2 separate regions of the Mus musculus genome follow, and region 2 is linked to region 1. Evidence: chromatin contacts called from ENCODE Hi-C or POLR2A ChIA-PET data. All regions are on one chromosome and are shown on one strand. The core of a region is the stretch at or near the end of the contact, and the rest is flanking DNA. Distances in the headings are between cores, read along the strand shown.

Region 1 (4,732 bases), core at 37-2,536:
CCCATGCTTGGGCACTGCCAATTGCTCGCATCCATCCACGGTAGGCAGGGTCACCTGTATGGGCCTGGCCGTATTTTCTCCTGGAGGCTTGCTGAAATCAATTCCTAGGTTTTCACTTCCATAAAATGGGTGAGTGTATAGTTATCTCTAGACTTCCCCAGGCAATTCACCCAGATCCAGTTTCTCAGCTTTGTATGTGTGTGTGTGTGTGTGTGTGTGTGTGTGTGTGTGTGAGAGAGAGAGAGAGAGAGAGAGAGAGAGAGAGAGAGAGAGAGAGGCTGCTACCTATAAAAGACGTCCCAAGGCAGCTAGGAGTGTGTTTCAAGTATCAACTCCCATCCACAGCGGAGAGCCTCCGATAATTCTTTGCAAATAATGTTGCCTCTACTCCAAGGCTTGGGCACCAAGATGTTGGAAGTTCAGTGGCTGGGTTTCCCTGAAAATGAATGAGGTGGAAGTCGTTAACCATCGATGCGTTGGCGCTTTGACTGTATTGAAAATAGCTCTCCGGAGCTTCTACACAATCTAAACTTTATAATGAATTGCGATTTCTTCCCAGAGTGCTAAGAACCTTTCTCTGCTTCCTTGCCCGCCCCGTGCTCTCCAAGGCCATGCCCCCACCTGGGGGCGCTACCGCCTGTCCCCAAAGCTGCAGCAACTGCCACTAAGTAGAAAGGAGCTAAGGGAGTGGGGGCCTTCTGCGCCGCTAGTGTTTTCTTATGCAACCACAAATGGTCACAGTTTGATGAAAATCACTCGATAGGTCGGCAGCGGGAAACAGGAGGAGGCGGGAGGGCTAGCAAAAACTCCAGGTGTGGCAAGCAACCTCGGTGTTCATTCTCAGCCATAGAACTGGTTGGCCATCGGACGAGTTTGCAGATTCCCCGTCTCACTCCGTACCCTGGCCTGACGCTACAGTGACAATATTTATATTGAAAGTTGCAGGCGTTCCCTCTCTGCCAGGGTCCCCAGACTTCTTTAGCAGCCCCGCTAGCCCACCCGCTTCTTCAGCTCGCCCTTTCCTCTCCCTGCCCAGGTCCCTCCTCCCATCCCTCCTCGCGAATCTCTCTACCGCGGGCGCCCATTGGCTGTGTGCTGAGAGGAGGCGTGTGCCGGGCCCGGCGGGTTTCATTGAGCGGAATTAGCCGGGTGACATCAGCTTCGCAGCCCCTCGGGCCGGCCCAGCTCATTGGCGCCTCTGCCCCTCCAGGAAAAGCACATTGTTCCCGCCCCCCGCCCGGACCACCGCCACCGCCGTCGCTGCTGCCTCCACCCAGCTATAAAAACCAGCGGAACCCCGAAAGGTGTGGATGCTTATTACAGACCGAGCCAACACCAGCGCCCAGAGCCAGGTTCTCCTCCGCAGCGAGCACCTCAAATCTAATTCACAGTAAGTGTCCCCGCCCCTTAACTGCTCCAGCCTAAACCCCGAAGACCGACTTCTCCAAAGTGGCTAGGATTTAGGATGCACCCTACAGTGCTGGCCTACTGGCCGAGATCCCGCCCCAATAGGTACTAATGACTGCCTGGGTGTCTACACTCACCGCAGCATCCCAGGCTCCAATAACTCCTGTTGCGAGTCCGCAAGCTAGCCGCGCGGTCGTAGAACCAGCGCTTAGAAAGTGAATCCAATGCGGGCTGCCAGTGCGTGTGTTCACGCTTGCCGGCGTTTGCTGCGTGTGTAGATGGCGTTAAAGGCAGATGCGTCTGAGCACCAGATAGAAAATACTTCTCTATTCAGATCTCCGGTCCAGAGAAAAGTCCTCATTTATTCCAGGCCGGACTGAAGAAATAAAACCTCTAGAATGTCCCTCATTGAGGGCCACCCAGAAGTCCCTGAAATAAAGTAACCGGTGGATGAGTGGGGAGGAGAGAGATTAGGATAACTTGCATGCCCCGGGCTGCTAGAAGGCCAGACTGCCGCGGCGTAGATGCCAACCACCTTTGCGGGTTCCTGGAGCTGCCGTGCAGGCGGGGACGGCGATTGTCTCACTTCTTTCTCCACACCCTGTGTGTCTGTCTGTCTGTCTCTGTGTATGTGTGTGTCTGTGTCTGTGTATCTGTCTGGTTCTCTCCTCAAGTTCGGAAGGTTGAAAAAAGAAGGATCATTCGAGAGCTTAGATCATCCCTGGGGCCATGGACTCGGACGCCAGCCTGGTGTCTAGTCGCCCATCGTCCCCAGAACCCGATGATCTTTTTCTGCCCGCCCGGAGCAAGGGGGGAAGCAGCAGCGGCTTCACAGGAGGGACTGTGTCCTCGTCCACGCCGAGCGACTGCCCGCCAGAGCTGAGCTCCGAGCTACGAGGGGCCATGGGCGCGTCAGGCGCGCATCCCGGGGACAAACTGGGCGGCGGTGGCTTCAAGTCATCTTCCTCCAGCACCTCCTCGTCCACGTCCTCGGCGGCCACGTCTTCCACCAAGAAAGACAAGAAGCAGATGACTGAGCCCGAGCTGCAGCAGCTGCGCCTGAAGATCAACAGCCGCGAACGCAAGCGCATGCACGACCTCAACATCGCCATGGACGGCCTGCGGGAGGTCATGCCTTACGCGCACGGGCCGTCGGTGCGCAAGCTCTCCAAGATCGCCACGCTGCTGCTGGCGCGAAACTACATCCTCATGCTCACCAACTCGCTGGAGGAGATGAAGCGACTGGTGAGCGAGATCTACGGGGGTCACCACGCCGGCTTCCACCCATCGGCCTGTGGCGGGCTGGCACACTCGGCGCCTCTACCCACCGCCACGGCGCACCCCGCGGCCGCCGCGCACGCCGCGCACCACCCGGCCGTGCACCACCCCATCCTCCCTCCCGCAGCCGCCGCCGCCGCCGCAGCCGCCGCCGCCGCAGCGGTGTCCAGCGCCTCTCTACCGGGCTCCGGGCTGTCCTCGGTCGGATCCATCCGGCCTCCGCACGGCCTGCTCAAGTCACCGTCGGCAGCCGCAGCCGCCCCTCTCGGAGGCGGGGGTGGAGGCAGCGGTGGCAGCGGTGGCTTCCAGCACTGGGGCGGCATGCCGTGCCCCTGCAGCATGTGCCAGGTGCCGCCGCCGCACCACCACGTGTCGGCTATGGGCGCCGGCACCTTGCCGCGCCTCACCTCCGACGCCAAGTGAGCCGGCCAGCGGGGGTGCGTCCTGGAGAGCCAAGGGCTGCGGAGCAGCGCGGACAGGCCAGCGCTGGGGCTCCGGGGCTCTGTTGCAAGAAGGGGAGCTGGACCACGGGCTGGGCCTAGGGGATTATGGGGAGTCGAATATATGGGAACCGAAGCAATGGGAGCATTTGAAGCGATGGAGAGATGCGTTCGTTCCAGAACCTGGTTGACTCTTTGGCTGAACACTCCAAGGGTCTGGGAGGCGCCATTGTACAAAACGGCCACAACGCGCGGGTACTTTCATCCCTGGAACTTCCTGCCTGCACCCCCAGGAAGTCTAAAAACTAACTTTCCGGTGTACAAAGATTGACTCCCTGTCTGGGCTTAGACGAGACGCAGAGCACTGCACTTGACTTCTTTCCCCCACTTCAGGCGGGGTAGGAGACTCCCAGGAACCGCACTGCAGAAGCGACCTCTGGGCCTCACCCTGCAGGTTCATCCCTGGCCCAGGGCCAGGCACTAAGTTAGTAGACGCTGGCGTGGGTATCAGAAGCACTTAGGGTCCTGTGGTCTCAGAAGTGTGGCCTTCCCTCCTGTTGTCTCTCCTGTTGATTTGTGGTTTCCTAACAAATCTGTGAATGTTCCTTTTCAGAGCACAGGAGCAAGCTTTACAGACGCTTAAAATAGCACTTGTGGAATGGAATAATCCCAAAAGTCCCGATATGGAACGGAATCCTTTTTGGGTCTTATTTTTAAATAGATCTCCCCCCACACACACGCACACACACACTCACGCAACACACATTCTAAGCACACATCAATTGGTTTCTTACCCGACTGGGGACGCTGTTTTTTGGTACCTGGGGGCTTGACAAAAGAACAACATCAAAAAGTTGCTGTGAATATAGTTTGAGCTTTTTGGGAGGGGGTATTCTGTTGGGTTTTTAATAATTTCTTGTGTGTGTAAATATAATATCAACGAAATGCGCGATGCGAAGCTCTTTGTTCACGTGACTCCCCCCTCCGTCTAAGCCCGCTGTTTTCTTTCTGTGTCGTTGCCCTCCCACACACACACCTTTTGCCACCGTTAACACGAGGGGCAAACCCCTTCATGCGCGCTCCCTGGCGCGACCTGCATTACAACGTGGGCTTTACTGCGCCTGCCTCCTAACCTTCCACCTCTTCCGCGCTGCCCCTGCAGAGTGTATCTATCACCTGTTTTATTTTTGTAAAGAAAAAGAAGTGCTAAATAATATTTATTACTTGTTTGGTTGCATAAAACGAAACAAATGATGGAGTGTTGAGATTTTAAATAAAATTTAAAGCAAGGCAGGTGTTTTCAGTTTGTGTGAGGGAGTTACGGGGGAGGGACAAGGAGACGCTAGGGACAGCGATTCCTCTGGGGACGGATTTGTAGCTCGTTTTGCTGGCTTAGCCATGGAGAAAGATAAGGGATTTTTACTACTCCCTCCCTCCCCCAACACATGTTTTCTTTAAAAGAGCACGCTCTCCGGATGTGTATCACAGCTTTCTTGTGCTTTTTTATTTTGCACGCCTAATTGGAAACTCCCTTTCCCCTTCTAGTGAAAATAGAGCTAGTTCAAGAATGAATTTTCTTTCCAGGAGTGCCGAACTTTGGACCTTCA
Region 2 (4,768 bases), core at 364-2,863, 44 kb after region 1:
CATCCTACGCCCTGGTCAGGTAGACACACACATAGGAGCATTGTCCTAATAGCCCTGAGGTTGAAGCCACCCTCTGTGAGCTCAGATAAAGGCGGTGGTTACAGGAAATGTAAGACGTCCCTGGGAAGTGTAGTGAGCTATTTGGCTTTTTCAGCAGGAAGAATTCAGGCTGGGACTGCGTGGCTCTGTGGGTAGGGTGCTTGCCCTGTGTGCACAAAACCCTGGCTTCAGATCCACACCAGTGCATAAACTGGGCACGGTGAGTGAGTGCTTGTATTCCCAGGATCCGGGAGGCAGAGACAAGGAGGATCTTAAGTTTAAAGTTATCTTTTAATAAACACGGAGTGGGGCCCGACCTTGGATACAGGAGGAGAAGAATCGAGATGCGCGCTATATCTGACATGGATGAAGCCTGAACACATGCTAAGTCACCAAAATGAACAATGAGCCACTAAAAGACAAATACGACTGTGTATATGGGAGACAAATACGACTGACTGCCTATATGGGATTCCCAGAGAAAACAAAGTCACGCAGACACACCCCACCCGGGGTGATATTTACCAAGGTGGAGAAGTGGTTGTTTGTCAACTGGATATACCTGAAAAGAGGGAACCTCAAATGAGAACACTGACGTCACCAGATCAGCCTGGTGGACTCCTCGCTGATGCATTTTCTTTATTAATAATTGATGTGGGAGGGCCCAGCGCACTGCGAGCTGGCACCATTCCCAGCAGGTGGGCCTGTGCTCTATAAGAAAGGTAACCCGATCCTGCGATCCTGCGCCTGCAGAAGGAAGCAGGTTAGAGCTCCCCTCAGTTGGCTACTCTTGGTTCTTGCCTCTGTGCCTGCTAACTTCCTGAGTTCCTGAGCTAACTTTCCACAGTGAGGAGCTGTGATTGGCAGGTGTCAGCCAAGGGAACTCCCCCCCCTCAGTTTCTTTTGGTTCCAGTGCTTATCACAGCAGTGAGAACTAAGACAAGCAGAGGGGGTTTTCTCTTTAATGCTTACCAAGAGTTAGAGTTGCTGTTTTGATGGTTTAAGGGTTTAAGTTTTGCAAAAAGCAAACAAGTCCTGGCCATCTGTTGCAAAATCGTGTCAACAGTCAGGCGTTTTAACGACTGAACTGCGCACTCTGGGATGGTTACGTTTCATGTTATGAATATTAGACTGCATTTTTATAACAGCCAACCTCTCACTTTGGAGCCCAGATTGGCCTCCTCTCCTTCCTGCTTCAGTAGTTCCCAGCGATGGGATTACTGGCTGATCACATTTTACAAGGACAAATGTAACTATAAAAAGGGATGGCAATAGAGCTCGAGAGATAAAGGGAGGCAAAAGCCATTTTAGCCTGACCAGCTGAACTAGAATTCGGAAGGAACAATGTTTTGCCCTAAAGCTCCCTCCCTTGCCCTCCCAGGGCGGGCGCTGTGGCACCCGCGCAGGCGCCCCACGATAACCCTCTCTGGCAACTCTGGCTGTACCTCTGCTCAGGCGACCAATGAACACTCGCCTGTGGCCAAGCTCACGCCTCCATTGGCTGCACCCCGCCAACCGCGGTCCTCGCAGGTTCCCAAGCCGGGTTTAAAGGTGTCAGGCGCGCACGGCCCCTCACTGTCATCCGCCGGCACGCAGGTCCGCGGGGAGGGCGATCTGCCGACCGGCCCACCCCTGGGCGTTAGTGAAGGGCGCCCCGGGTCGCCCCACAGCCCCCGCCCCAGATGTACTATGCGATTTCCCAGGCGCGTGTGAACGCGGCTCCCGCGACCATGTTGCGGCCACAGCGGCCTGGAGACGTGCAGCTCGGGGCCTCGCTGTATGAGCTGGTGGGTTACAGGCAGCCACCTATCTCCTCATCCTCATCCTCATCCTCTTCCACCGCATCCCTTCTCCCCAAGCCTGCGCGCGAGAAGGCCGAAGCTCCGCTCGCTGAACCTCGGGGACCTGCGCCAGAGTCCGGGGGCGCCCGGGCCGACGCCAAAGAGGAACAGCAGCAGCAGCAGCTGCGGCGCAAGATCAACAGCCGCGAGCGGAAGCGCATGCAGGACCTGAACTTGGCCATGGACGCGCTGCGCGAAGTTATCCTACCCTACTCGGCAGCGCACTGCCAGGGCGCGCCGGGCCGCAAGCTCTCCAAGATTGCCACGCTGCTGCTCGCCCGCAACTACATCCTGCTGCTGGGTAGCTCGCTGCAGGAGCTGCGCCGCGCGCTCGGCGACGGTGCGGGACCCGCCGCCCCGCGCCTGCTCCTCGCTGGCCTGCCTCTTCTGGCTGCCGCGCCGGGCTCTGTGCTGCTGGCACCCGGTGCCGTGGGACCCCCCGAAACGCTGCGCCCCACCAAGTACCTGTCTCTAGCGCTCGACGAGCCACCGTGCGGCCAGTTCTCTCTCCCAGCTGGTGGCGCGGGTAGCCCTGGCCTCTGCTCCTGTGCGGTGTGCAAGTTCCCGCATCTGGTCCCCGCCGGCCTGGGCTTGGCAGCGGTGCAGGCCCAGTTCTCCAAGTGAGGGCTGGCTGGGCCCGGGGCGGAGCGCGACCTCAGCCAATCTTCCCGCGCCCCCGCGTCCTGGATCTAGGCAGAGCTGGCCCCAGAAAGGAGGACATTTCCAGACTTCTCTCCCAGACGACAGACTGTAGGGCGCCTTCTTCCCCGCCCCCACTCCCTGGCAATTAAAATAACCCAAGCGGGTGTTCCAAGGAGCGATGTAGTTGCTTGGGATTCTAGATGAATCCCACCTGTTTAGAGCCAGAAGTCTTCGCATCCCCACCACAACTCACCCACTGGCAGGGGTGACAACCCCCACCACCGCGGGCTATTCTCGTATCCGTGAGCATCGCGGAGTCGGGGAGGACGGTAGCCGGCCGGTGCGGTATAAGGGGGTTGCCCTGGGTGCAGCGAAAGGCTGCCCCCAGCTTGGTTTCCTGGCATGCTTCCGCTCCCTGGCCTAAGAGCTGCTCCCCAACAGTGTCTACCCAGAGGGGCGTCCTTTCCTTGTCCAGGGCCTGAGCGCACAGGCTCCCTTGCTCTCTCCAGCCAAACCATGCGGATCTAGGAGGTCTAGAAAGCCCAGGCCACCGGTACAAACATCAAGGGTGTTACGGATGGGCCGCTCTGGAAAGCCCAGGGTTTCCGAGCTGGATGTTACGCGGGTGCGCTCGGTTACCGCGCTCGGTGGTTGGGGATGCGAAGTGGAGAGGTTCCTCTCCACTCCCAGTTCTGTTTTTCAGGCTCGCCCAGGTGTTTTGTTGCAGTTTATGCTCCTTAAAACCTAAAACCCTTACTTAGTCTCCACTTCCCTAAAGGTAGCTTAACCAACGTTTGAGCTTGCTTGAAAACAAAATTCCAACCACGTTCCATGCCATCGGTGTTCGGACTTACTAAAATAGGTAGCAAGGCACGTCGTAGCGCAGGCTTATAAAATTCGGTCATTAACGTTCTCATTAAAGTAAGCGGAGTTGGGCGAGGATCCCAAACCGCCTACCCGCCGCGCTGCAGGCGGGAAGGCGCTGGCACTTCACAGGCTGGTCCTTAACCACAGCAGTGCGGCTGAAGAACTCCGTGGACGCGTGCGCGCGTGGGTGCCGCGTCTTGGCTTGTGACTAGCGTTAGGAAATTACCCAAGATTATTGCATAATCTTCACCAGCTTGCTTTGATTCTTTTTTATGTTGGAAGTTTTGGGTTGTTGACAGTAGCCGAATTTAACTGGCATTTTATTTGACCTCTAACTCTGTCCCTCCTGAACTGTACAGAAATCACAAAATAAAACGTCAACAGTTGAATTTTTACGTTTTTCGTCTGTTTGTTGAATAAAAATGTCCTTGTGTCCTGTTAGAGTCACAACGTAAGAGTGAAATCACAATGACTGGGTTTCCACATTTTAAAACTTGAATTCTTGACCTGTAAAATAATCCAATGGAGAGGCAACTGTGATTCAAATCCAGGTATCAGCTGGTCGTAGAAGGGCAGGGGCGAGCTGGTTAGAGGGGCAATGAAAAATCCAAGAGACTGGGGTTTGGCCAAACTCAGGAGATAGGGGCTCCTTTAAATATATCTTCTTCCCAGTGATATTCCCAGATGAATTAAGCCATACATTATTATACTTTATTTCAACATTTTCCTTTGAAATATATTTTTTTCTGTCTTGTAGTAAACAGAATCACAAACATATGAGCCCCCTACCCCCACCCCATCTGCAGGAGGTTGGTTGTTTTTAAGCAGAGTTGTCTCCATGATACAATAAGACACTGGGCACAATTTGATTCCAACTGAGGAAAACTTTGGGGTCCATCGAATTGATTTTAAGAATTTGGGGCACTATAAATCAAGATTGGGGGTGCACACCTGGCAGGAGGTTACTCTTAAATTCAAGGCTAACCTGGGTTACATGAGACCCTGACTCAAGAGAAGAAAGAAGATTTAAAAATTGGAGTGTTGATCTGTTCACATACAAGCCTCTGTTTAAATGCCCCCACCGCTGCCCCTCGGCCCCTCCCCCTCCCCCTTCCCTTAGGTGAGGGATGTTCCAGGAAACTGAGATTATTGACTTGATACTACATGCACGCACGGGCTTCCCTGGAGCAGAATACAGAGCAGAAACATTCGCTCTGAGAACACAGGCAGAAGGGGATGGAGCTATGGAATGGCTGCCCTCCTATGCTGGCAATTCTTGTCCTGAGGGAACCCAGACTCACAAAAGAGAGAGTAGCTCTGAAAGCCAGCTACACAAGGAGCCCCGGGGCTCATCCTCCAGACTCTGCCACTGGGGATTG

The links. A loop is a pair of places that touch in the nucleus more often than their neighbours do. ChIA-PET counts read pairs that join two places held with the same protein, here RNA polymerase II (POLR2A).
Region 2: a map of left cerebral cortex shows a loop between it and region 1 (6-fold over the local background). The contact joins the promoter of Olig1 here to the promoter of Olig2 in region 1. A Hi-C loop is called at or near these places in 6 of 37 maps with a recorded cell type or tissue (left cerebral cortex and mouse embryonic stem cell). POLR2A ChIA-PET finds 5 or more read pairs at or near these places in 3 of 5 experiments (all embryonic stem cell).

Annotation. Positions count from the first base shown.
Region 1 is chr16:91,224,264-91,228,995 of GRCm38, forward strand. It overlaps Olig2 (oligodendrocyte transcription factor 2), which reads left to right and starts at 1,287. Exons shown (of 2, transcript NM_016967.2): 1 at 1,287-1,390; 2 at 2,082-4,414. The coding sequence starts at 2,137. The coding sequence ends at 3,108. It overlaps Gm52261 (a long non-coding RNA gene), which reads right to left. Exons shown (of 2, transcript XR_003951962.1): 2 at 4,316-4,732.
Region 2 is chr16:91,268,156-91,272,923 of GRCm38, forward strand. Olig1 (oligodendrocyte transcription factor 1) reads left to right here and starts at 1,614. Exons shown (of 1, transcript NM_016968.4): 1 at 1,614-3,784. The coding sequence starts at 1,722. The coding sequence ends at 2,504.